2 separate regions of the Homo sapiens genome follow, and region 2 is linked to region 1. A link is a loop called in an ENCODE intact Hi-C map of the cell type or tissue named here. Cell type or tissue: heart right ventricle. All regions are shown on one strand. Links, peaks and the distances in the headings refer to the core of each region. The heading gives the core; the rest is flanking DNA. Region 1 has its middle 45 kb from the start of KCNN2. Region 2 has its middle 180 kb from the start of KCNN2.

Region 1 (12,411 bases), core at 2,802-10,801:
ATTTTTAGCAAACTAATGCAGAAACAGAAAACCAAATACTGCATGCTCTCACTTATTAGCAGGAGCTAAATGATAAGCACTTATGAACACAAAGAAGGAAACAAAAGACACTGGAGTCTACTTGACGGGGAGAGTGGGAAGAGGACAGGAGCAGAAAAGATAACTATTGGGTATTGGGCTTAATACCTGGGTGATGAAATAATCTGTACAATACCTTCTGTGACATGAGTTTACCTATGTAACACACCTTTACATGTACCCTCAAACCTATAATAAAAGTTAAAAAAGAAGCATTTTATGTTTTAAAATATATTACCATCAAAATGTAAAGTTATACTTAGCATCTCAAATAAATAACAAGGGAGAGACTGTACAAGATCACAAAGGTTCATTGAGATCAGTTTCTGTCGCTTTCAAACCTTTCACATGCTTAGCTGCAGCATCAATTAAAATACTCTGTTACTCAGCTGTCCTGGAATCAAGTGTGTATGTGTGTGTGTGTGTGTGTGTGTGTGTGTATGGGGGAGTGTATGCATATGTGCACATGTATGCATGCAGTGTGTCCTGAAGTTCAATGAAAAGAGTACTTGGAATGAACATATTTTATTTATAATCTTTGAACTGTAATTAGTGTTTTCACATAAAATAAACAGATATGACTATATGAGATTTGGGTCTCCATCAGGTTCTGAAAATTTACCTTCTAAGTAGACTTCAGAGAATACATTAAGAAAAATCCTAGTTTTTAGTCAAAGATCATTACAAACAATTACAAGCCTTTCTTTCTCTACTTACTAGACATTATTTGTCTTCCAATAAATGAAATGGTTGGTCTAGAAGAATTTTAATGTCTCTTTAAGCCCCAACATTCTGTCATTTTCTGGTTGAGGAACTTACTACAGTAGATTCTACAAATAAACTAATTTTGAAATACACCCAAGAAATGGAAAATTTAAACTGGTGTCTTCATGTTATTTGCAGCTTAATTGTGAGTTTTATTGTAACAGAATATTGGAGAGAACTTCCAGTTGTCTTAGAATGTTATTGAAAACTTCTAAGCTGAGGAAACTGGGTAATAAATTCTACCACATTCTGAAGACAGAAGCTAAATACATCTTCACAGCTTCTGTGAAATATCCAGTGACGGCCAGGTGTGGTGACTCATACTTATAATCCCAGCACTTTGGGAGGCCGAGGCAGGCAGATCACCTGAGGTCACCAACATGGTGAAACCCCGTCTCTACTAAAAATATAAAAATTAGCCGGGCATGGTGGCACGTGCCTGTAATCCCAGCTACTCAGGAGGCTGAGGCAGGAGAATCACTTGAGCCCAGGAGGCAGAGGATGCAGTGAGCTGAGATCATGCCATTGCACTCCAGCCTGGGGGACAGAACAAAGACCCCCTCTCAAAACAAACAAACAAACAACAACAAAAAAAAAAAACAAATCCAGTGAACATTATACCTGAGAACTGATGTAAGAGATGGCAAGAGGTCCATTACAAAGAGGAAACAATGAAGGATTTTTCATGGTTGAGAACATTGGAATTTACCCTTCCTTCCCTGTGCTTTCATTTCCTGCCACCAAGTCAAGTGAGGGGGCTCCAAGAGAGCTACTTATAGACAAAAGAGTTGTATTCCAGATGAGGAGATCTGTATATCCTTCAACCCCCAACCTGCACCACAGTTCCTGAGCTTTTAGAAACATGTAGACCTGCCCCATGCTGCTACCAGAAGATGAAGGGCACTAAAGAGTTCTTAGCAGAGCTTGGGAGTCTTGGAGTTTGGGGGCACACATGAACACAAGACTCCTTATATAGAGAAGATTAAGGTGAAAAATTGAGTAGAACAAACCCTCAATATAAGGTAAGGAGAGAGAAGAACAATGGGGGTAAATTGTACTTCTATGGTTTGGAAAAGCAAGACTTCCCCAGCAATCAACTCAATGCTAAGAAGGTACCTGGGTTCAAAGGCATCCTAAAAGGACCTCTCTATGCAAAGACGTGGGAAACAATTGTAGAATTGAGTGAAATGGCTAATGTGTAAGCTACTTTTCTTTCTACCCACAGGGACAGCAGGAGCATGGGAGGATTCTAAGGGCTCAGCTGGAGCCTTTCGCATTCCATCAGAGATCTGTGCAATGTGGGGACATCAGAGATCTGTGGATGGGGTATTTCCTCTTGAACCTCATGAAAAAGCTAACATTTCAATGATTTCCATGACAGGATACTTGACAGTTAAAAGAACTGAAAAAGATAGCATCAACTAAAAACAAACAAACAAACAACACTATTCTTTTACCTGTCACTATCTCTATCCTTATGCTTTCTCTGGAATGAATGGAGAAGAAGATACATGAAGGATGGAGAGGAACAAACCATGCACCCTACCCCTCCAAACCTGCTTGTGGGATCACTAGTTGGGCCAGATCTGGTGGAGAGGGAGGGGCTTGGGATTGGATGAACATTTTTTTTTTTTTTTTGAGACAGAGTCTCGCTGTGTCACCCAGGCTGGAGTGCAGTGGCGCGATCTCGGCTCACTGCCAGCTCCACCTCCCGGGTTCACGCCATTCTCCTGCCTCAGCCTCCCGAGTAGCTAGGACTACAGGTACCCACCATCAGGCCTGGCTAATTTTTTGTATTTTTTAGTAGAGACGGTGTTTCACCATGTTAGCCAGGATGGTCTTGATCTCCTGACCTCATGATCCGCCCGCCTCAGCCTCCCAAAGTGCTGGGATTACAGGCGTGAGGCACAGCACCCGGCCTGGATGAATGTTTTCTTTAAATTGGACTAAAATTTTTTTTTAACCCTCACTAATCTAATACCCTGTAGAACCAAAAAAAGGTCTGGGACATGGCTGTGATAACATCCAGACCCAAGGAAGGACAGGGTATGTTGATTTTACTCTATGAAATTCACCCATTTAATACATCAGTTATATGACTGTACTCGAATCTTTTCCTGTTTTATGATTACTCATTCATGTTTGGGGATATGAAGAAGGGGATCTGTTTCTATTTATGTGTTAAAATTTCCATTTTAAAAAAAGATGGTGGAGTAACAATGGGTAAACATTTTGTCCACAATTCCCATGAGCTTCAAGGAAGTGAAACAGACAACTGAAAATAGAAGTCTTTCTCAGAGCTCTGTATCAAAGGAAACACTGGATTCCTTCCTTTGACTAACAACCAGGAAGAAAATGGAGAGTTTCTGTAAGCAGATTATATGAGTCACAATTAGCACATAAAAATATTATAGAATGAGACAGCATGTGATGGGACAAAGCATCTTTGATTTGAACTTACCTTAATAAAAGAGAAAAATTTGACATTTTGGCATAATAATGAAACATTATCAAGCATTATATCTTACAGTGTTTGATTTAGAAGCGAGGAGCAATTGTGTTATATTACATTCAGATTAACCTGGATGTGCAACTTAAGTCAGACTTTTGCCTGAATATATAAAGATTTATTTATAATAACCATGGCAAAGGAGTAGAGATTTACATATAAAACAATGATTTTCTAGTAGCAACTCACCTCAGCTTTAAATATATTTATGGGCATAAAACCATCCTCCTTTATCACTCTGAGCTTCAGGCTGTATTCTAAATTGCTATATATGACAGAGTTCATTTCTATGATGAATTTCCACTGTGCTGAGGCAAACAGCCAACTGATGACAGAAAGGCAGTACCAAAGGCTGGGTATGAACTGCACGGAGATATACCTGTGTAGCTTCTGCTTTCTCTGTCTTCATAGGGCTCTTCAGGGAAACAGCTCATCCCCTTAAGAAGCCTCCCTGCAGGGAGATTCAGGGTAGACACAGCAATGGAGAGGGCTGGAAGAACCTCAGTGTGCAGATAAGACCAGTGGTGGGAAACTGACTGTAAGAAGGGGCCAGTGGACTTAGCTGCTTTCCCGCTCAGAATATGAAGGCCATCCTTAATCTATTTTGTCTCCCCTATTCTTGGTAATCACTCAGTCTCTGGGTGGGAATGAGTATATTCCTGAATATACCCCTTAGCCTCAGGATTTATACAGAGGTCTGTGTACGTTGGGGGCACAGAAGAAAGAAGAATGAATGATAAAATCGCAGAGTGGCATGGCTGATGTCTCACTCAGTATCTTTGAGCCTCAGTTTACCCACAGTTCAATCACCACTCTCCAATGTCTTTTTCAGCTGTAATACTGAAATAGTTCAGTGAGAATAATTAAAAGGAACACAATCAAAATATGAACATAATACATGCTTATATAGGAAACAAGATTTCCCAGAAGCATAATCCAAGGATTATGGAAGAACATTTATGAAGGAAGAGAATCTAAACTGTAACTATGATTTATACCCACAGTGTATAAATTTAGTCAGTGAACCCTGAGTAAATCTAGATTACAGAAAGAATGTAATTACAGTGCCTGCCAGCCTGTGAACAATAATATGGTATAATAAATTATACATAATAATTATATATGAATTATCATATACAATTATGTATTCTTATATAATACAAAATTACATTATGATATTATCATTGTTATGATAAGTGTATGATTATATATAGTGGTATAATATAGTACAATATAGCTACAGTTCATACATTATCAGAAGTTTCAACTTTTTCAGATCTGGGGTTATAAATACATACCTTAAACAAGATATATACTCTATTAATACGTATGTAAGTGGCCATCCTTCAGATTTTACTAGGAAAAAAATATTTTTGATGAGAACATCAAACAAACAACAATGAGTGGTAATAAGGATTTGACAATGGTAATAAGGATTTGATAATATTCCAAAATAAAGTATGGGTAAAATCTGAAGGTAGGGCACTTAGAGAACCTGTCTTTAAACTGTATTGCCTTTTCCTTAAAACACAGCATTATCCTGCCTAAGCAAAAAGGAAACTAAACTAATAAGCATCTCCAGAAAGTAGAAATATAATGAGTCCAACTGAAGAGCAGACAGGAGATGAGTAGGACAGTGTCAGGTAAAGAGCAGACAATCAGTATAGTGCAGAGATGGAACAAAAAAACACAGGGAATGTGAATGGACTTATCCTTCTAGTACACCATAATAAACATCCACGTGTACTGTTGATCTGTTGCTTTCGTTTGCTCATTATCCCTGCCCCCTCCCAGTCCCTTATCTCTTATCTCTTCAGTGCTTTACAACTCATTTCATAGTCATACTTGTGCTGCCGTGAAGATGGGCAGGCACGTTGCCTGCGGCAGGCAGTCGCTAAGAAACATGCCCATTTTGCTAAATATGTGAGTATTGTAGAATTTAGCATAATGGCTAATGTGTAAGCTACTTTTATTTCTACTGGTATTTCATCTCTTTGCTCTGAATTGTCACCTGAGTTCTCCTGTGACATAGGATCTACTTCCAAAATTCCTCCTCACTCTAAGACTTTCTGTAGCACATAACTCATGGAGGTGCAGGACTCTTCAGAATGGTCAACACCACCATGAGAAAGCTACAGCCAAAAACAGAGGAGGGAATGGGATCAGAAAGTCCCCCAAAAAATGTAAGTCAGAAAGAGGTTAATTTCCAGATAAAACAGATTTGAGATCAACAAGTATAGTCTAAGAAAGAATGGATGATTTTTGCTATCATTGCACACTTTAAACAATGAATAATATAATTGGCATGAGCGATTTCAGATATTTTGATTAAGAAGCTGGGATCTCTGAAGTCAAAGTTACCTTGTGAGGGGTTGCCTAAACTAAAAGTGAATTAGAAAAGGCAAGCCAACAAGACACTGCAGGTCCGACGATATAAGCTTTGTAAAAAAGTGTATTTCCTTAAGATAGGCTTGAGACATTACAAAGCTGGCTTCCTGAAAAAAAAAAAAATTGGATCAATAAGCTTCCAAATCTCTATAGTCCAGACAAGGCTCTATTTTCTTTTTATTTTTCCAAGATCTCAAGGGGCCATGGCTCAAAAGCAGAAAGTTATAGTAATAGCATAGGGCCAGTAGAAGTTCACTAGGAAGAGAGATGAAGGAATTGAAGGAAGTGAAAAAAAAATCTGGGAAAAAGCTGCAAGGATGTCACTCTGCTGAAAAGCCCCTTCTGGAAAGCACTTGCTGATCTCAAAGGGCCTTAGCATGAGCTCAAGGTTTGGAATTTATTCCATAATCATTTACCAAATGACTGCAGTTTTCAAAGAACACCCTGGACTGTTCCTTTCCTTGCCTTTTTCTTGTGCATGTGGACTCAGGTATGACTGACTATACTTATATTCACAGATGAGTACAGATGGCCAGACCTGAGTCCATACACACACATATATGCCTTAATATTATAACTGCATTAGAGCGTGTTTTAAATCATGGCTGGACTAGATAGCGATATGTATTAATGATTTAGAGATATGGTTTTGTAATATGACTGATTGGGTTACATTTTTCATATGCATTTATTTTGGGGACCATGTTAACAGCTTTTCATACACCATTATTCCTGAGAACTCTGGGTTTCTGAATCCAGAATAACACAGGATCAAAGTGAAACTATTATTCAGCAATTCCTACTGCTGGAAAAGTACCCAACAATTGTGTATCTGCGGGTCTGCTTCTCCCCAGCTGGGCAATGTTGAGTACAATACCTAACTTCTTTGAGCCTACACGTTGGTATCTGTAAATCAAGGGCGTTAAGCTAGTCTAGCGGTTTCAAAATCTTGTTTTCTGAAGTCTTAAGTTTCCTCAGATGTATCTTAGCTACAAGCTCAGGGGCCAGGAGGGGGCTCCAGTGACCTTTGATTCTAAGAGAATAGTTTTGCTTCTATTTGTCTTATATTTTGGGACTCTGTACAGGATGTCATGGGAAAAATTATTACTAAAAATAAATTTATAACAATCCACACCTATTAATTTTATAAGGTACCATGCTGCATCTCCTATAAGTCAGAAGAGCTCCTGGCAATTTAATTTAGGGGCTCCTGATAGATGGAAGATATGCTAAAACAGGTTACAACACACACACTATATGCGTGTGTGATGAATATCTTTCAGTGCTGTGTTTCTTATTGCTGCATGAGTAAACTTATTTCAAGATAGTCTCTCAATTTGAGGTTCCTTGGTAAATACAAGGCCCAGACCAAATGGTTTTTTTTGCCTCCTTCCAACTCCCATCCTCAGGACAATATCTGATTCCTAACAGCTTCCCTACTCTATATCTCAGCATATCTTAGGTAACTCTGCTTCTAGGATTTGAATGTTCCAATAAGGTCACTCCACAGAAAGGCTTCTCTATCAAGGACCCAGAGAACTCCAAAGTGCTTTTTATCTGTTTCTATTACATATTTCTTGATATAACCTTTAAAAAGTATGTTAACAGGGTTACTCTATTTCAATAAACACATCATTTCAATAAGCAAAATATTTGACTAACCCAAATCCAACAAATCCAACAAAATAAAGAAATCTGGATAGTTCTCTGAATTTTCTGTAATGGGAGATGACAACTATGCCTATATGTAATCAATGTTAGTGATTTTGTGAAATGTGAAAATATAGTAAATTTATTTTAAAACCACTAAAATAAGTAATAAAATATGAACATGAATCACAAATAATAAGAATAGTCCACTTTTAAAACAGAAGTTTTATATATATATACACACACACACACACACACACACACACACACACACACACACACAGTTTCTGCCTTCCATGGGTGGTACACTCTAAACCTGCTTATTTTAGTGTGTTCCATGCTAGGCATTACACTTGTCTCTTTGGTATCTCTATAAAATAAATACGAGCCCTATATTTGCCCAGATATATCCAAAGAACCCAAACTATTAAGTACCTGTAACTGGTGAGAATGTTGCTTGAATTAATTGAATTCACCAGGTATAATAGTTTATGAGAAACATAACCCACAACACAACATACAAGGCCACAGAAGAACAGAAGAATGGAAGGTGCTCAAGTCTTCCTGGGACAAGGATGGTTGAGAGCAGTGAAGCACAGATTCTGGTTCCTGTTTGCTCCCAATATAAGAAACCTAGGTTGGAGTCACCATTACCATCAGATCCTGTTGATTTAGTAGCCTATGAATCAAGCTCAGCTGTGGATGAGGAGGCAGCAATCAAACCTCTGTGTTCTTGTTAGAGGAACTAGCCTCAGTGACATGCTCAAATATACTGGTTTTAGTTCATTTTGGCATTTGTGGATTTAACCCTCATGTTTAGAGGGTCCTCAAGAGCACCTTAAGGTCCATGCCATGTAGCAATTTATTGTTTTGTAAATGAATTAGTTTGAATCTTATGCTTCAAAGTGTAATGTGCAAGAAGGAGTCACTTGGCAAGTGAGTGGGCCTGGGTTATCTCTAAACAACTACACTTCAGGCTGGCTATTATTATTCTACACTTTGGCTGCCTGTACAATAACTTTTTGGTGGTAAAATTTATATTCTTTCTGAAAAGAAAATCTTCTGCTAGTTCAGTGAGGAAAATGAAGGGAAAATAACATAAGTAAAAGGCATGCTTCTCAGCCAGAAAGTAAAAAATTTTTAAAGTGAAAAGTTATATGAGAAATGGCAAAAATATAGAGAGGATTAAAAAGATCAGAGGTTGCCAGGGTTTAAGGGTGGGGAAAAGAGGAATAGGTAAAACATGGGACATTTTTAGGGTAGAAAAACTGTATGACACTGCAATGGTAAATATATGACATTACATATTTGTTAAAAGCCATAGAACAGTGCAACACAAAGAGAGAACCCTAACACACAATATGGACTTTAGTTAACAAAAGTGCATCAATATCAGTTCATCAATTGAAACAAATGTTCCACACCAGTGCAAGGTGTTAATAGCGAAACTATGCAGGGGGGAAGTGATATATAGGAACTCTGTGTGTATTTTCTGCTCAACTTTTTAGTAACCTAAAATTGCTCTAAAAATAAAGTCTATTAATTTTATTGAAAAGTTGTTAGGAGGCGGCTCCCACCTCATTTTGTTCATGTCCTATACAACATGAACAGCTACACAAAAACTGTAGAAACAAGAAAAGTGATCCACGAAATCATTTTAGTGAGTGCTACTCCCTGTGCCAAAGCTGTTGATCAAACCGAAAAAGAAACGTTCATCGAAGTTGATTAAGTAGTTATTTGGTTTTGTCAATAACAACAAAAAAACACTGTTTAACTAAAAAGTGATTTTAGAAGAAGCAAAAAGCCCGTAAAAACATTTCATGAAGCAACCAGTGAGACTTTGAGACTGATTCTTATGAATTACACTGACCTTTTCCATGAGTAAACTTTAGGAAGTATTCCATGCTATGAAATTAATAGGAGAGAACCACTTAGCTGCAAAAGCCTGTCTTCAGAGTTAAAGAGAGGAAACAGACATATATTAAAGGGAAGATGCCTTTTGCAAATGTGCTTATCCAAGAAGGAAAAAGATGATTTATAGTCTAAAGAGGCTGAAGGCAGAACATCTCCTTGGATATCTTGTAGATTGGCCCAGATCTCAGGGTCACCTTCCTGAGTGAACTGCTGTGACCAAACTTCGTGCTTCTGTGAGTACATTTCATCTTCATCTTCATCTTTGTCCACACGTCAGCACCTTTTTATCATCACTGTAGCAGTTTTGCTGATTTAAGTTACTAGCAAAAGAATATAATGTAATACAGGATTGAGCTTATTTTAGTTGCTGGCTTTGTTTCTGTAGCTATATACATACAAATGACTTAAGCTTGTACATCTAGAATTATTAAGGGTCTGAAGAGTTCAATTAAAATTTTCAGCTATAGTTAACTGTTGTGTGGAGGGGGGAATTAAATGTTCCTTGAAGTTAATAACTGAGGATTCTTGAAGACCTTGGGAAGATTCCCTTGTGAATGAGAAGGTCTACTTTAATTTGAAGGAGGTGACAATCTTCAATGTTCCAGCAGATGGAAACAGGAAAATGAAAAATCTATGGCTTTCAGAATAAATGTCTGAATGATGAAGCTAAATGTACAGTACAGGAGCCATGTAAGTGGGAGCCAAATGAACAAAAACAAAGGGAAAACATAACAGAGACTCAGACTAATATTCCTTTTTCTACAGAGATCAAAACAAGGTTCCAGAGAGGCAGGGTAGCTTATAAATATAACAGCAATACAGCAAATGAGAAAAACGTGTTTCTAGCTTAAAATGTAATTAACTAGGCACTGTGCAATTACTGACAACTTGTGTTTTCCAGTCTTATCACAGATCTTCCTTGGGCTACATATGTTACTGAGAAAATTAGCCATGTTACATAGCAATAACATTAAAGGCATCACTTTGAAAGGCAGCACATAAAATAAACATTGCCTTGAAAACTGGGAGGTTGCTAGGAAATTATGTCAAGTGCAATCCTCTCCAGTTATATCTGATTTTTCCATTTTATTTCTTCCACAATCATTAGGGCTTAACCCCTAGAGGAATTTACACAAGGATAGCTTACATACCTCTGCAAATACAAATTTTCCAGGGGTTGCATTCAACACTTAGAAGGGCTTAGACATTACTGCTAAGAATTTTGGGCAGAGTAAACTGTTCTGGAAAAGGGCAACACTTGGGTTCTTGACCATATGGGGGTTTGTACAAGAGAAGATGGACTAGGCTGGATCCATATATATATATATATATATATATATATATATATATATATATGTGTGTGTGTGTGTGTGTGTGTGTGTGTGTGTGTGTGTGTGTGTGTGTATCTCCTTTTTTATTTCACAGGATGAATCAAAGGAGAAATGTCTTAGGGGCAAGCCAAATCAAGTGATTTGAGTTATTTTAAGAAGTAATTTATTGCATTGGTTGCCAAATTGAAAATGCCTGGACAGCCTGTTCAAAAAGCCAGCAGCAGGAAGAAAAGAGATTGTTCCAAAAACTCACGCCAAGAAGCAAGAAGAGAGCTGGGGCAGCACCCCTCTTGTGAATTAGCATTACAATGGCCCTACTCACCAGGAGGCTCTGAAAGCCAGAGAGATTTCTCTTACCATGTCTTCTAAGAGCTTTCTTTCCATTCATTCTATCCACTCACTAGAGGTAGATCCCTGATTCACTGATATGAAAAGAAGTGGATAACAGGTAAATAATTCATAGTGAGGTTTGGATTTTCTTTCCATATTAATAGCTACTGTGTGTACTGCACTTTCAGAATCCAAAGCATTATTGCATTCCTCATTTTATTAGGCCTCATGGCGCCACATGAGATAGCATGAGTTTTCTCATTTATAGATGAGGAACTGAGGCTCAGAGAAATTGTAACTGGTCCAATCTTTCAAATACAGAAGGTGGCAAAGCAAGAACTTGAAAACCCAAATTGAATGTACTGAAATTGAAACCAAAGATTCATCTCTAATCTATGCAGAAAGACCTTATTAGTTACAACAGTAATAAACTGAGCATCTAGTAAATGGCTAGGTAAATGGCACCTAGCTCTGTGCTAGGTAGCCTGCACAAAAAGCTTGATAAAACCAAAGCAACTGAAAAGAGAAATCTTCAGATCAATGCAAGGCACAAAGTAGAAAGAGATGACATGAGAATAATTTTCTGAGAGAGAGGGAGCCTGCCAAAAACAGTGAAAATACATTTTTTAAAAGGAGAATTATAATTTCATCCAACTATAAAGGAAAAAGACTCTGCCAAGGGGAAGTCGCCAAATGCAGCCGTTTGCTGAATAGGTTCCACATCCATGGTTGTGGCTACTAAACTATTGAGCTTCTTATTTTATAAAGTAGTCATTGCTAGTAGAATCACTTTAATTTCCAGAATCTAAAGAGTAGCTTCATCAACACAAATGAGACAGTAAATGAAAGACTATTTTATTTACATTTTTACCTCTTTCTTCAAATATGAGAAATATGTCTGGACTAAGTCACTTTGAGCCAGTGCCATTATCTTTTTAGGAGGAAATTTACCAACACCTAATATTAAAAATATATATATACATGCTTGATGCAAAGAGACGCAAGGTCAGCTTAAACAAAGTTCACTTAGGTTTCATGTTAATATAAGCTTATCTCACCAAGTCACTGCCCAAATTTGCAGAAAACTAGATTCTCCCACCAGAAATTGTCCATTTCTAGGCTTGTATGAGGCAGGAAACTGTCAAGAGGCAGCAAAAGAGGGTAGACTTTGATGAATAAACTCAAATCATCATGATATATTGTACCTTAGATAGTGCTGTACCTCATTTCCTGGTACACACTCGCTCCCAGAGAAAGGGAAATGAGTTTTGCTTTTTAAAAACAGAACATTTTACTAGACACATGGAACAGAATTGAACAGACTCCCATTTCATATGGCCCACTTTGCCCTCAGCTTCCAACTGTGCTTAATACACAGGAAAGTGCAATTTTATCTGGCCATTTTCATACCAAGTGTCACCTTCCTAAGAACTTATAAATTACGAA
Region 2 (12,411 bases), core at 2,771-10,770, 130 kb after region 1:
GGTTCTTCAGTTATTGCAGGCAGACACTGAAGCATAAATAAGATATGGGAATGCTCTGGGTGAAAGAATAAATGCCTCTGAAACAACAGATTGCTGCAGGCAGAAAGGTAAAACATCTCTAACAGTAGTTTCTAAATGCTTCTCACTTTTGATCTTCAAAAGCTTATGAAAACTTTATACCTTATATACACCAGTGAAAAATAAAGTTCACATTTACAAATAATTCATACAATTTATAGTGTGGCCGGTATTCTAAGTTCTTTACATCTATGTTTTGACATATTCATACTCAAAGAATCAAGGATCATCACCATGGATGTATTTGAGCATTTCTACTCCATTCTGTAATCTCACAAGGACTGTGTTCTCAGCTTTGTAATCTCATCCTAAAAATAGTCTAATAGTCCACTTTGAGAGTCAATAACCTTAGGTTCCAAGAGTGTCGAAGGGAGCTATAAAGAATTACAGCTTCTTAACCTATAACCGTTCCCCAATCAATATCTAATAAAAATCACTACAAGCATTTAGAAGTACCATAGCTATTCCACTCTTGGTCTTCGGTACAAATGTTTTTCTCTTATTTCAATTATTATTAAACACTTCAAACTATAAGTGAAATAACATACTGATATATTTTTTAAATCCATGCACACATAATCCAGAATTCACAAACATTAAAATTTAATGTTTAGTCTCATTTAGAAAACAATATACTAAAGATACAATAGATACCATATATTGTAGATACAGAATACAGTGGGTTCTATGTAGATACTATATATTGTTTAAAATGTTCTTTCATATTCCTACCCTTTTAAAAATGTACATATTCATAAACAATATACTAGTTTTTGTGCTTATGAATGTAAATAAATGGCATTACACCCTATATATGGCTCTACAACTTGCTTTCTTTAACTCATTATTTTGGGGGCTATATCTACGCTGAGTCAGGTAGATTATTTAGTAATTTTAAATATGTATAATATTCCATTATATGCAGATCCCCTTATTTATCTACTCATTAATTTGATTCCTGTTGGTAAATTTAGGTTGCTTTCTATTTTTGGTTATTGTAAGCACAAGAGCAGTGCAGATATGCAAGCATTTCTCTAACGTATCTACCTAGAAGCAGAATGGCTGGGTAACAAGGTATGCACATCTTCAGCTTGTTTTGTGAGGATTAACTGACTTGATATGTCGAAGTGATTAGCAATGCTTGGCAGGGAACAGGAGCCTAATAAACATTTAAGGTGTGGTAGCTACAAATATTTTATATTTTGATGAAGCCAAATTATCAATTTTTTATTTTTTCATCTTGTTTTAAAGAATTCCTTCCATGCTGTGATGTTATAAAGATATTCTTCTACATTTTATTTTTCTTTTGTTAACTTTTGAACTTTTGCTTTTCACTTTGAGATCTTTAATTCATCTGGAATTTATTTTGGTGTGTGCTATGAGGTAAAACACTGACTTTTAATATGGATAAGCAATTGTCCCAACACCACTTTATCCCCTACTGACTGGCAATGCTATTTTTATCACATTCCAAGATCCCATGTATGTGTGCGTATCTTTCTGGATTCTCTGTTCTATACTACTATAGACGTTTAAGTTCTTAATTTCACTGTGGCTTCATTTTATTTATAAATTGGAGATAAAATCATACCTATTTCATAGGATGCTGTGAGAATTAAACACACTAACATACACAAAGTGCTTGGAATAGTGCCTGATATATAGTAAGTAAAACATACGAGTTAGTTTTTCTGATGGTTACTTTTATGTATTTATGTGTTAATTTGATTGGACAACAGGGTGCCCAGGCATTTGGTCAAACATTATTCTGTTTGACAGGGTATGTCTGTGAAGCTGTTTTTGGACAAGATCAACATTTAATTGGTAAGCAGATTGTCCTCCCTAATGTGGGTGGCCTCAATCCAATCAATTAAAAATCTAAATAGAACAGGCTTACTAAGAGGGAACTCCTTCTGCCTGTTTTAACTGGGACATCAATCCCCTCCTGTGCTCAAACTGGAACTTACTCCATCAGCTCTCCTTGTTCTCAGGCCTTTGTACACAGACTGGGTTTGTACCATTGACTCTCCTGGGTCTCTGCCTGGCAGACTGCAGATCCTGGGACTTCTCAGTCTCCACAATCATGTAAGCTAATTTCTTATAATAAATCTTTACACACACACACACATACACACACACACACACACACACTATTGGTTCTATTTCTCTGAAGAACCTAGTACAGCCGTTATTAGTATATGTTTTTCTAATCACCAACACTACACTGTCCCAAAGATTCAACTTTGTATCACTTCCTGATTTCTAATAGAGCAAGTTTTTCCTTGCCTTAAAATTTTCCTCAATTCCTTGAACCTTCATTTTTCATATAATGTTTGGAATCAACTTTTCAAATTGCCAAAAACTCCCAAGGGATCTGAATCAGAAATGCACTGAGTTCATAGATTTGAGAAAAACAGATTTTACAGTACTGATTTCTCCTCCAGGAACAGGTTGTATACCCCACCACCTCCTTTTTTAGTCTTCTTTATATTTTTTCATATAATAATTTTCAACATGATGAACTTGTACAATTTCTATACATTTTTTCCCCAATTTATAGTTTTGGCACTATTATGAAAAAGATTTTATCTTACCATTTCATTTTTAATTAGTTATTGCATAAGAATTCTGCCAAGTTTTATATATGAATCTTGCATTCAAAAAGCTTGCTGAATTTTTTTATTAGTCTTAACAATTTATTTGTATGAACTCGGAATGTTCTGTACACTTTGTTTAGACTCCTGATGATAGCAGGTTTGCCTCTTTTTAAAAAATATCTTACGTATTTTCATAATTTTTATCTTTTTTGCATTGCCTAAGACTTCTATTAATATTTTCATACTGGCTTATTATCAATGCCCTAGCTTTTTGAGACACAGAAACATATATATTATACAGATAATATCTGTCTTCACTGCCCTTGGAACTATGCAATGAGAAATGAATGTGTGGCCATCTCTCTAGGTGTCTAGTGAATTGTTTTGATCTGAAAGAGTAATAAAATTTCTCTTACCTCCTCAAGAGGCCCAAATAGTTACAGCCAGGATTAGGTAGCTAGGTTAAAACCCTAAAGTGCCAGGAAGGTTGGAGTGCTATCTCCTGAAGTATTTACATTTCAAATGGTATGAAGTCCAAAACTTGAAGATATCTCTGGGTCTTAAAAGCCAGAGACGGCCGGGCTCAGTGGCTCACGCCTGTAATCCCAGCACTTTGGTAGGCCGAGGTGGGTGGACCACCTGAGGCCGGGAGTTCAAGACCAGCCTGACCAACATGGAGAAACCCATCTCTACTAAAAATACAAAATTAGCTGGGTGTGGTGGTGAGTACCTGTAATCCCAGCTACTGGGGAGGCTGAGGCAGGAGACTTGCTTGAACCCAGGAGGCGGAGGTTGCAGTGAGCCGAGATTGCGCCACTGCACTCCAGCCTGGGCAACAAGAGCAAACTCCATCTCAAAAAAAAAAAAAAAGAAAAAAAAGGGGGCCGGGCATGGTGGCTCATGCCTGTCAACCTAGCACTTTGGGAGGCCGAGGCGGGTGGATCTCGAGGTCAGGAGATTGAGACCATCCTGGCTAACATGGTGAAAACCCATCTCCCCTAAAAATATAAAAAAATTAGCCGGGTGCAGTGGTGGGTGCCTGTAGTCCCAGCTACTCAGGAGGCTGAGGCAGGAGAATCCCTTGAACCCGGGAGGCGGAGCTTGCAGTGAGCTGAGATTGCACCACTGCACTCCAGCCTAGGTGACAGAGTAAGACTTCCGCTCAAAAAAAAAAAAAAAAAGCCAGAGATACCATCTATTTACATATTAATAGCCCTTGGAAAGATATTTATATTCCAAAAGGTTAGGCCAGGAATCTAGGATACTTTCCATCAAATGAGTAAAAATATTTTTCTCTCCTTTCAGGAAGGAAAAGGGATGATTATCTCTCTCCCACCAATAAAAGGAGAACATCTATTGTTTTCCACCTCTTGCCTATAGTGTGTCAGTTTACTCATGTAGGAGATTTTTTCCGTCTAGTTTTAACTGTGTCATCCCAGGAGTAAGGCCTGCAGCAAAAGTGGGGTGGGGGTGGTGCAATGCACTTATTTAATATAAGGTAACAAATAACAAATCTGTCTCTCACCTAGAATACTTAACCAGTCATTTAGGATAAAATTAATAACTATGAATATTAAAAACTGACCAAATTAATAGATTTTTCTAATGTTATATCACTCTTACGTTTCTAAAGTAAACCTTAATTAATGATAATATATTTAATTTGAACCATTTATGGGGTGGATGTACCAACATTATATTTATGACTTCTTTACCATGTTCATAGGGAGATTATCTCGTGATTTTTATCTCTGTATTCCATCAAATTTGGTGTTAAGGTTATATTGGCCTTATAAAAATGGCTGGGTAGCTTTATCTTCTTTCTAACAGTTTATACAAAATATGTATCCTCTCTCCTTTGAAGGGTATTTAACATCTTCCTGAATACCACCTGAGCCTGGTGTCATGATCAAGGAGCTAAAATGGTAACTGATTACTAATCTTTGGAAGTTATTGTTTATTTCTTCTTAAGTCCATTTTTATCACGTATAATTTCCAAATAAATGGTCCATTTCACTTATGCTGTCAAAACTGTTATCATAAAGTTTATAGTAACAGTTAAGACCAATATGATTATCCTTATAAACTCCTAACTTCAGCACATAGGCACCTTCCTCATTTTGAATTAATTCTTGTATTTGGGATTATTTCATTCTTTTGTTTTTGAGCTCAGCCTTATTAAATAATTTATTAGTTCTGTTTTATTCAGCCTCTGGTATGTGTGGAATATCAATGATTTATTTAATACCTTACTTCCACAAATTGACCAGAAAATGGCACCTCATTTTTCTATCAGTTACTCTGGGTTTTGGGACCTTTTCCCAGCTTTTTATTCCAATTTCTGATGAGCTAATATAAGAAAATACCTAAGTACTTTCAAATATGATTCAACAATTTTACATCTAGATTTACGGGGATTGCCATACTATACCCAAATTAACAGGGCTATCTAATGACACCAAATTCTGAGCCAAAAAATGTTTACAAATATGTACTTATTTAGTATACTGGTCACAGAAATAAAGTGTAATTTTCCACTGAGAAATAACATTTAAGATTGCACACATTTCACAATTCCTCTAAGGAAAGAGGAAAGAAACTTACATTTGCCAGGAACTGAATAATCAATAACATGAAACATGAAAGATGCAGAGAAATGAACAACATAAATCAGAGTACACATATTCTGCTTTAAAAATTAAGGTCTCAGCTGCAGAGATCATCTAAACTATCACACACAAACCAAAATTCCCACTGTCTCTTCAATCCAATGATCATTATATTTCAGCCTGTTTCCAAAACAATAGTTTTCAACCAGATACAACCAACGTTTTAACCAAACCAGCTGATGAGCATTTCATAAGATTGTCCTAATGACAAGGCTCCTCCTTGTCATTAGTCAAATTCCTTGAATTCTGAGCAATCATGCAAATTTTGTTGGCAGATAAAATGCAACTTTCATTTCTCTACGTATCAATTACTGTTACAGGAATTTTCCTTAGTTCAGCTAAAGACGGGGTTCTTGTCTGTCCCACGGCCATGGAAATTTAGGCTCGCAGATGGTTTAAAGGGTGAGTACAGCAGGGTTTTATTGGGTGAGAAGGAAAAAGATAGGGAAAACAGGGATCCTCCACAAGGCCAGAGTTCCCTGCTAGAGCGCTTCCTGCCAGCCATTTGAATCCCACGTTCCACACAGGAAAAGGAGAGGCCGGGCTCCTCCCTGCTGCAAATGTCATGAACTTCCTGAGGCTCCGCCTCAGTGGGCAGGCTGGTTGGAGTTTCTCCAGGGAACCCCTCCCATCTGGCTGTCTCATTACTGTCTTACGTTTCAAGATTTTCATGTTGTCTATAATGACACTGACATGTAAGGATGGGTATATTCTTAGATCTGATAATTATGCTTAAATTGATTTTGCAAGAGGAAATACAGGAAAGGTAAAATAATTTGCAGTAAAACATATACATCTAGATAATGGCAGAGCAGGCCTTGAACTGAGTTCTACTTACTCCTAGTTCTACACTTTTCCTCTCTTTCCTTTTAACCTTTTTTAACTTCAGAATCACCTAGAGGACATTGCAACTTTCTCATAAGGGTTAAAAGCTCCACTATTCATCAACAACCAAGAATTTTTCTAAAACCTGAAATAAAGGCTTACATTGCAGCACTTCATTTAAACACCAAAAACAGCCTTGCTAGAATTGTGTAGATTTATGGCTACTTATAATTAAAACTTATTTGTTGTAAACAAGACAGCTAAAATGATTACGCTTTAAATGATACACAGACATGTTACAAAAACAGAATAAATTTGTACTTAGTGATACTGTACCTATTATAAAACTAAGTCCAAAAGGAGTTGTATTAGGGATAATCTGAAACCTCAGAAATATTGTTTACATGGTAAGCGAAAGGGGGCAATTAACTAACATTCCTTGAGTGCCTACATTGTGGCAGGAGAGTGGTAAGCATTTTGCATCGTTTATCTCATTTAATCCTAAAATAAAAAAGAATCACTATAACCTCACTAGTTTGTTATTCTGACTTAATCTTTAAAATATCAGCATATATTTTTAAATATAATCCAGCATTCTTAACACTAAAGCCACAGGCAAATTTGATGAAAATGTCATAGCAAAAGGCCATCCTATAATTATAAAGTATAACTCATAATAAGCATGACAAACTTTTCTGAATAATTATGAAGAGATGGCATAATGCTTGTTAATTACTGCAGAATTTGCAATCTCAACATCTTTTAGCTCCATTTTTCTTTCTACATATCTTTTTATGATATTTTGATTTAAGTCACTTTATTTCCCCAACACTGCCAGGAATTTATCAACCTTGCTGCCAATCTGATAATATTTTTAGATTTTAAGTTATAGAATCACTTTAGAATTCCCCACCAGTAAAAGCATTTCCAGTGCTGTAGGGCAGTCCTAATCACTTGCAGCACTGATTTATCAGCTAGGCATGTTTTGAGAACACTATGATACTGAGTCCTTTGTAATTAGTAAAGTGTGCTCTTCGCCTTTCACAGTACTTGGAACAAACTTAAACATCTAAGTAACTTAAAATGCTGTAGAAAAGAATAGGGAAGAGGAAGTGGGCAATATGATTCAGTGCAAAGAACACTGGACTAAAAGCTATTAGACCTATGTTCACATTCTAACTCTTGCATTATCAAGGCATATATCTTTCAGCATTTTATTTTAATTTTCTAGGATTTAATTATTAAACTCAATGTCCTGATTTTCCACCTTTAGAACCTATAAAAAGATGAGCAAAGCAAATTCAAAATAGATAGAAAACAGAAAACAGCAACAATCAGAAAAAAATAATAAAACAGAAAACAAGCAAACAGAAAAAGCTTAAAGCCCTAAAGGTTGGTTATTGGAAAAGATCAACAAAATTCTGAATCCCTAACTAGTCTGATCAAGTTAAAAAGAAAAAAAAAAAGGAGAGTACAACAATTACCAACATCAGAACTGAAAGGACTTATATAAATACAGATCCTACAGAAAATAACTAGATAATAAGAGTATATTATGAATAATTTTACACTGCAAATTCAACACTTACATGAAATGGACAGATTCTTCAAATATACAACTTACTAACAGTGACAAAAGATGAAGCAGAGAATCTATTTGTATATCTATCAAGAAATTGAATTCAGAGTTTAAAACTTTTCCACAGAATAAACTCTATGCTAAGATAGTTTTTCAAGAATTTTCTCAAATATTTTTAAAAGTAACAACAATAATCTTACACATATTCTCATAAAACAGGAAAGTGGGAAAAATTTCCAAACAGTTTATGAAGGCAGCATAATCCCAATATTAAAAAATGACAAATTTATTCCAAAAAGAAAACTATGGACCAATGACAGTCATGAACTTAGGAAGAAAAAGTCTTTAAGATATTAGCATACATAAAAATGATAAGATTTCATGCCAAGTGAGGTTTATTCCAGAAATGCCAGATGGATGTAACACTTAAAAATAAATCAATGTGATTCACTCTATTAAGATTATAAAGAATAAAAGCTTCATGATCATTTCAATAGATGAATAAAAATATTTTACCAAATTCAGCATCTGTTCATGATTAAAAATAAAATCCTCTCGACAAGCCAGGAACAGAAAGTAAGTTCCTCTCCTCAATCTGATTAAGACATCTATAAAAAATCTACAGCTAACATTTTATTTAATGATGACATATTAATGCTTTCCCCTATGTTGTGAAAAAAGGTAATGATATTCACTCTCAAAACTTCTATTCAACATTGTGCTGAAATTGTAGCCATTGCAATAAAATAAGAAAAAATAATGAAATGCAAGCAAACAGAAATAAAGAAGTAAAACTATCACTATATGCAAATGATATAATTGTTCACATAGAAAAATCTATAGAATATAAAAACTAGAAACCAATTGATGAATTTAGCAAATTTGGAAGATACAAGGCTAATATATAAAAATAAGTTGTATTGTTACATATTTGCAGCTAACAGTTGGAATATGAAATTAGAAAAATAGTTCTACTTACAATTGTGCAAAAACACATACAATATTTAGAAATAGGTTTAGGAGAGATCACAAAAATCCTCTATACTAAAAACCACCAAAGATGGCTGAAAGAAATTCAGGTAACCATAAATACATGAAAAAATATATAATGTTAGTGGTTGGAAGGCTCAATATTGTTAAGATGTAATTACCTCTCTATGAAGTCAATGAAATCCCCATGATAATTTTCAGTTATTTTTGTGAAACTGAAGACATGATTCTGAATTTTATATGGAAATATGAAAAAAATACATCTCATATCCACATTTTAAAAGATAAGGTTCAAGGACTTACACTACCTAATTTTCAGGCTTACTATAAAGCTAGAGTAATAAAGACATATCAGCAGGCAGGATCAACAACTAGATCAATGAAACAAAGAAGTAGAGAAACTCAGAAGTTTCTACTAGATCAAAGTAGAGAACTCAGAAGTAGATTGATAATTCTAAAGTCATTTGAGTTTCTGCAATGAATCCAAAGTAATTTAATGCAGGAAGAAAAGAGTTTTCAGTAAAGAGTCCTGAAATAAATGGATATCCATATTTTTAAAAATATCAAATCTAACCCACACCTTACATACACAAAAATTAATTTTTTTTTTTGACACAGCTTCTCCCTCTGTTGCCCAGGCTGAAGTGCAGTGGTTTGATCTCTGCTCACTGCAATCTCCACCTCCCGGGTTCAAGTGACCCTCCTGCCTTGGCCTCCCTAGTAGTTGGGACTACAGGCGTGCGCCACAACGCTGGGCTAATTTTTGTATTTTTAGTAGAGACGGGGTTTCACCATGGCCAGGCTGGTCTCGAACTCCTGACCTCAGGTGATCTGCCCACCTCAGCCTCCCAAAGTGCTGGGATTACAGGCGTGAGACACCACACCCTGCCCACAAAAATTAATTTGACATGGACATAGATCTAAACATAAGAGCCAAAATTATAAAAATATTTCGAAGCAAACATAAAAGAGTACCTTTGCAACACAGGAAACAGAAAACAACAATCACAAAATAAAAAAATTGATAAATTAGACTTTATTAAAATTTAAAACTTTGACTAAAAAATATATCATTAGGAAAATGAATACCCACATATTCAATACAAGGAGAAATTAATGGGCAAATATCTGCTGTCCAGAATGTGAAAGAACTCATAATTCAGTAATGAGAATATAACCAATCCAAAAAATAACAGCAAAGTATTTGAAAACACTTCACAAAGTAAGACATATGCATTGCCAATAAGCACATTAAAAACTATTCAATATATTTATCCATCAGTGAAATGCACATTAAAACCACAAGGTGATACTACACATACAAAACAGAATGGCTAAAATTAAAGACTCACGAGAACAAACACTGGCAAGAAAGTAGATCACTTGAACTCTCATAAAAATGATGCAACCACTTTGGAAAAATGGTTGGCATTTTCTGGAAAACTAAACCTACATCTACCCTATGACCAAGCAATTTCAGTACTAGGTACTTAAGAGAAAAGAAAGCACATGTCCACAAAAATACTTGCATGAGAGTATTCATAACAACTTTATTCACAAAAACCAAAATGGAAACAGCCAAGGTAGCTCTTAATAAGAAATTAGATAAACATAAATATACATGATGAAATACTACTTAAGAATAAAAAAGAACCAACTACTCATACATGTAACAACATATGTCTGAATCTTAAAAACATTATGCTGAATGAAAGAAGCATTATACAAAAGAGTAGATAATTGTATGACCCATTTGATATGAAGTTCTAGAACAGGCAGAAATAGTAAGACAAAATCAGATCAGTGGTTGTCTCTGAGGAGTTTGTGAGAAAGTTGACTAGGAAGGGGGCTGAGGGAACTTTTTGCAGTGATGGCTATAGTCTGTATTGTATTAGGGGTTTGGGTGGTTTGACACAGAATTGTCACAAACCCTCAGTTGCAGTATCTACAAAGCTCATAAAGCAAGTGGCAATTAAACAAGGTATGCCAGTATCTACATACATATATATGTATAGATAGCCAAATTATTCTTTGACATTAATATAATAATAGATAATAAAAAGTATTTTTGCATAGAATGGCTTTTATTTAAAAGATTAGAATTCTTATATTTTTCTTTTAAAAGTATTATTAAAATAACACAAGAAGTTGATTAAAAGCAAAGCCCTCAAAATTCAGCACTTTTATAGTGTTAACTATAAACACAGAGGCAAGAAATTTAAGGAAGAATATAATTGTTAGGGTTATAAATATTGTCTGAAATGTATTGCTAACTGTAATTGTGACAATAAGGGTATAAAACAAGTCTTAAATACAGTAATTTCAGTTGTGTACAAAATGAGACTCGGTAGTAGTGACTGAAGTTCTGGGTAGAGAAGATCACGAGCTCAAATTGAGATTCAAAGAAAAAAAAATGTCTATATGGATTTTGGAGGTAGGAACCATAGCCCAAGTATGAAGAATTTGTCAACTCAAACTGTCTTACCACTCATTATTGAACGTTTAACTTATAATCCGTTTTGTCTTGTTATATTTGTCCACAGAGTGCACCCACCCTCGTGCTTCAGGGAAAAGACATATGGCCAATATCCCTTGACCTATAGAAGTCATGTTCAATTTTCTTTAAAAATACATTTAATAGGTTGAAGCAAAGGGGGAAAAATCTAGGATTAATAAAATAAAGATAAGTGGCTGTAAATGTTTCTTGTGTTTTATTTCTCTAAATATTTTAAGCTTCTTGAAGATAATATCCATACTTTCTATTCTTTGCATAGTCTCTATCACGGTGTGAGAATGCGGTATTTGATTTCAAAAATGTGTTTAATTAAGACGAAAAATTTAAAAACTACTATATGGCTGAGTCTTATTTTAAGGTTTTAAACGCTCTACTGTGAGGAAATGGGTGGCTAGTGTTGCTGTGGGAGTGATGATTGTGCCTGGAGAGGTAAAAATAAACCAAAGAAAGCTTTAGAAAAAAAAAAGTTTGACATTTTCTTTCAGAAGTCCAAACACTGTCTAAAAGTAGACAGGGAAGTTTCCCAAGATAAGAAAAGGAGAGTATAATGAAAGGAGCATGGGCTCTTTACCTACTGACTGGCTCAGTGACCTTAGGCTTGTTCTTGACCCTGTGCCTCTACTTTCTAAATGGAGATAATAACCTTTGATTGAAAGCACAATGAGGAGGAAAAGTGGAGGTACTCTTGTTCTCTCCTTTCTTTCTCTTATATCACTCTGGGGAAAGCAAGCTCCCAGGCTGTGATCAGCCCTACGGAGAAGCACATGTGGAAAGGAACTGAAGCCTCCAGCCAAAGCCAGCATGAACAGAGGTGTGACAACAATCACTTGAGTGAGCTTACAAATAAATTTTGTAGCTCTGTAAGCCTTGAGATGACTGCAGCTCCAGCCTACAGCTTAATTAAACGTTGGGAGAGAATCTGAGCTGGAACCATTTAGTTAAGCCATATCCATATTGCTGACCATCAAGAACTGTGAGATAATAAATAAATACTTGTTTTTAAACTGATGAGTTTGGGCCCAATTTGTCACATAGCAATGGGTAACTAATACAGTTCCCCAAGTTTATGTTCCACCAAATGAATTCTGTCTTGGAGGGATCTCAAAAAGCCTACAGATGCTAATGTCTTTGCATTCAAAGTCTCCAGGGGCTAGACCA

The links. Hi-C counts contacts between places; a loop is a spot of excess contacts. Peaks named below come from ENCODE experiments on the same cell type or tissue, not always from the same donor. Only the 100,000 strongest peaks of a DNase experiment are listed, where the experiment ranks them.
Region 2: a loop joins it to region 1, with 2.2 times the contacts of the local background. A loop is called at or near these places in 4 of 110 quality-filtered maps.

What each region holds. Positions count from the first base shown.
Region 1 is chr5:114,310,684-114,323,094 of GRCh38, reverse strand. It overlaps a transcript of KCNN2 not described here. Among named protein-coding and RNA genes, the nearest start is that of KCNN2, 45 kb to the left of the region's middle. In heart right ventricle, for the core only: a CTCF peak has its summit at 6,744 (motif pointing right); no DNase peak of the experiment used is centred there; H3K27ac peaks cover 2,328 bases.
Region 2 is chr5:114,178,952-114,191,362 of GRCh38, reverse strand. It overlaps a transcript of KCNN2 not described here. Among named protein-coding and RNA genes, the nearest start is that of KCNN2, 180 kb to the left of the region's middle. In heart right ventricle, for the core only: no CTCF peak of the experiment used is centred there; a DNase peak (open chromatin) is centred at 5,902; H3K27ac peaks cover 1,593 bases.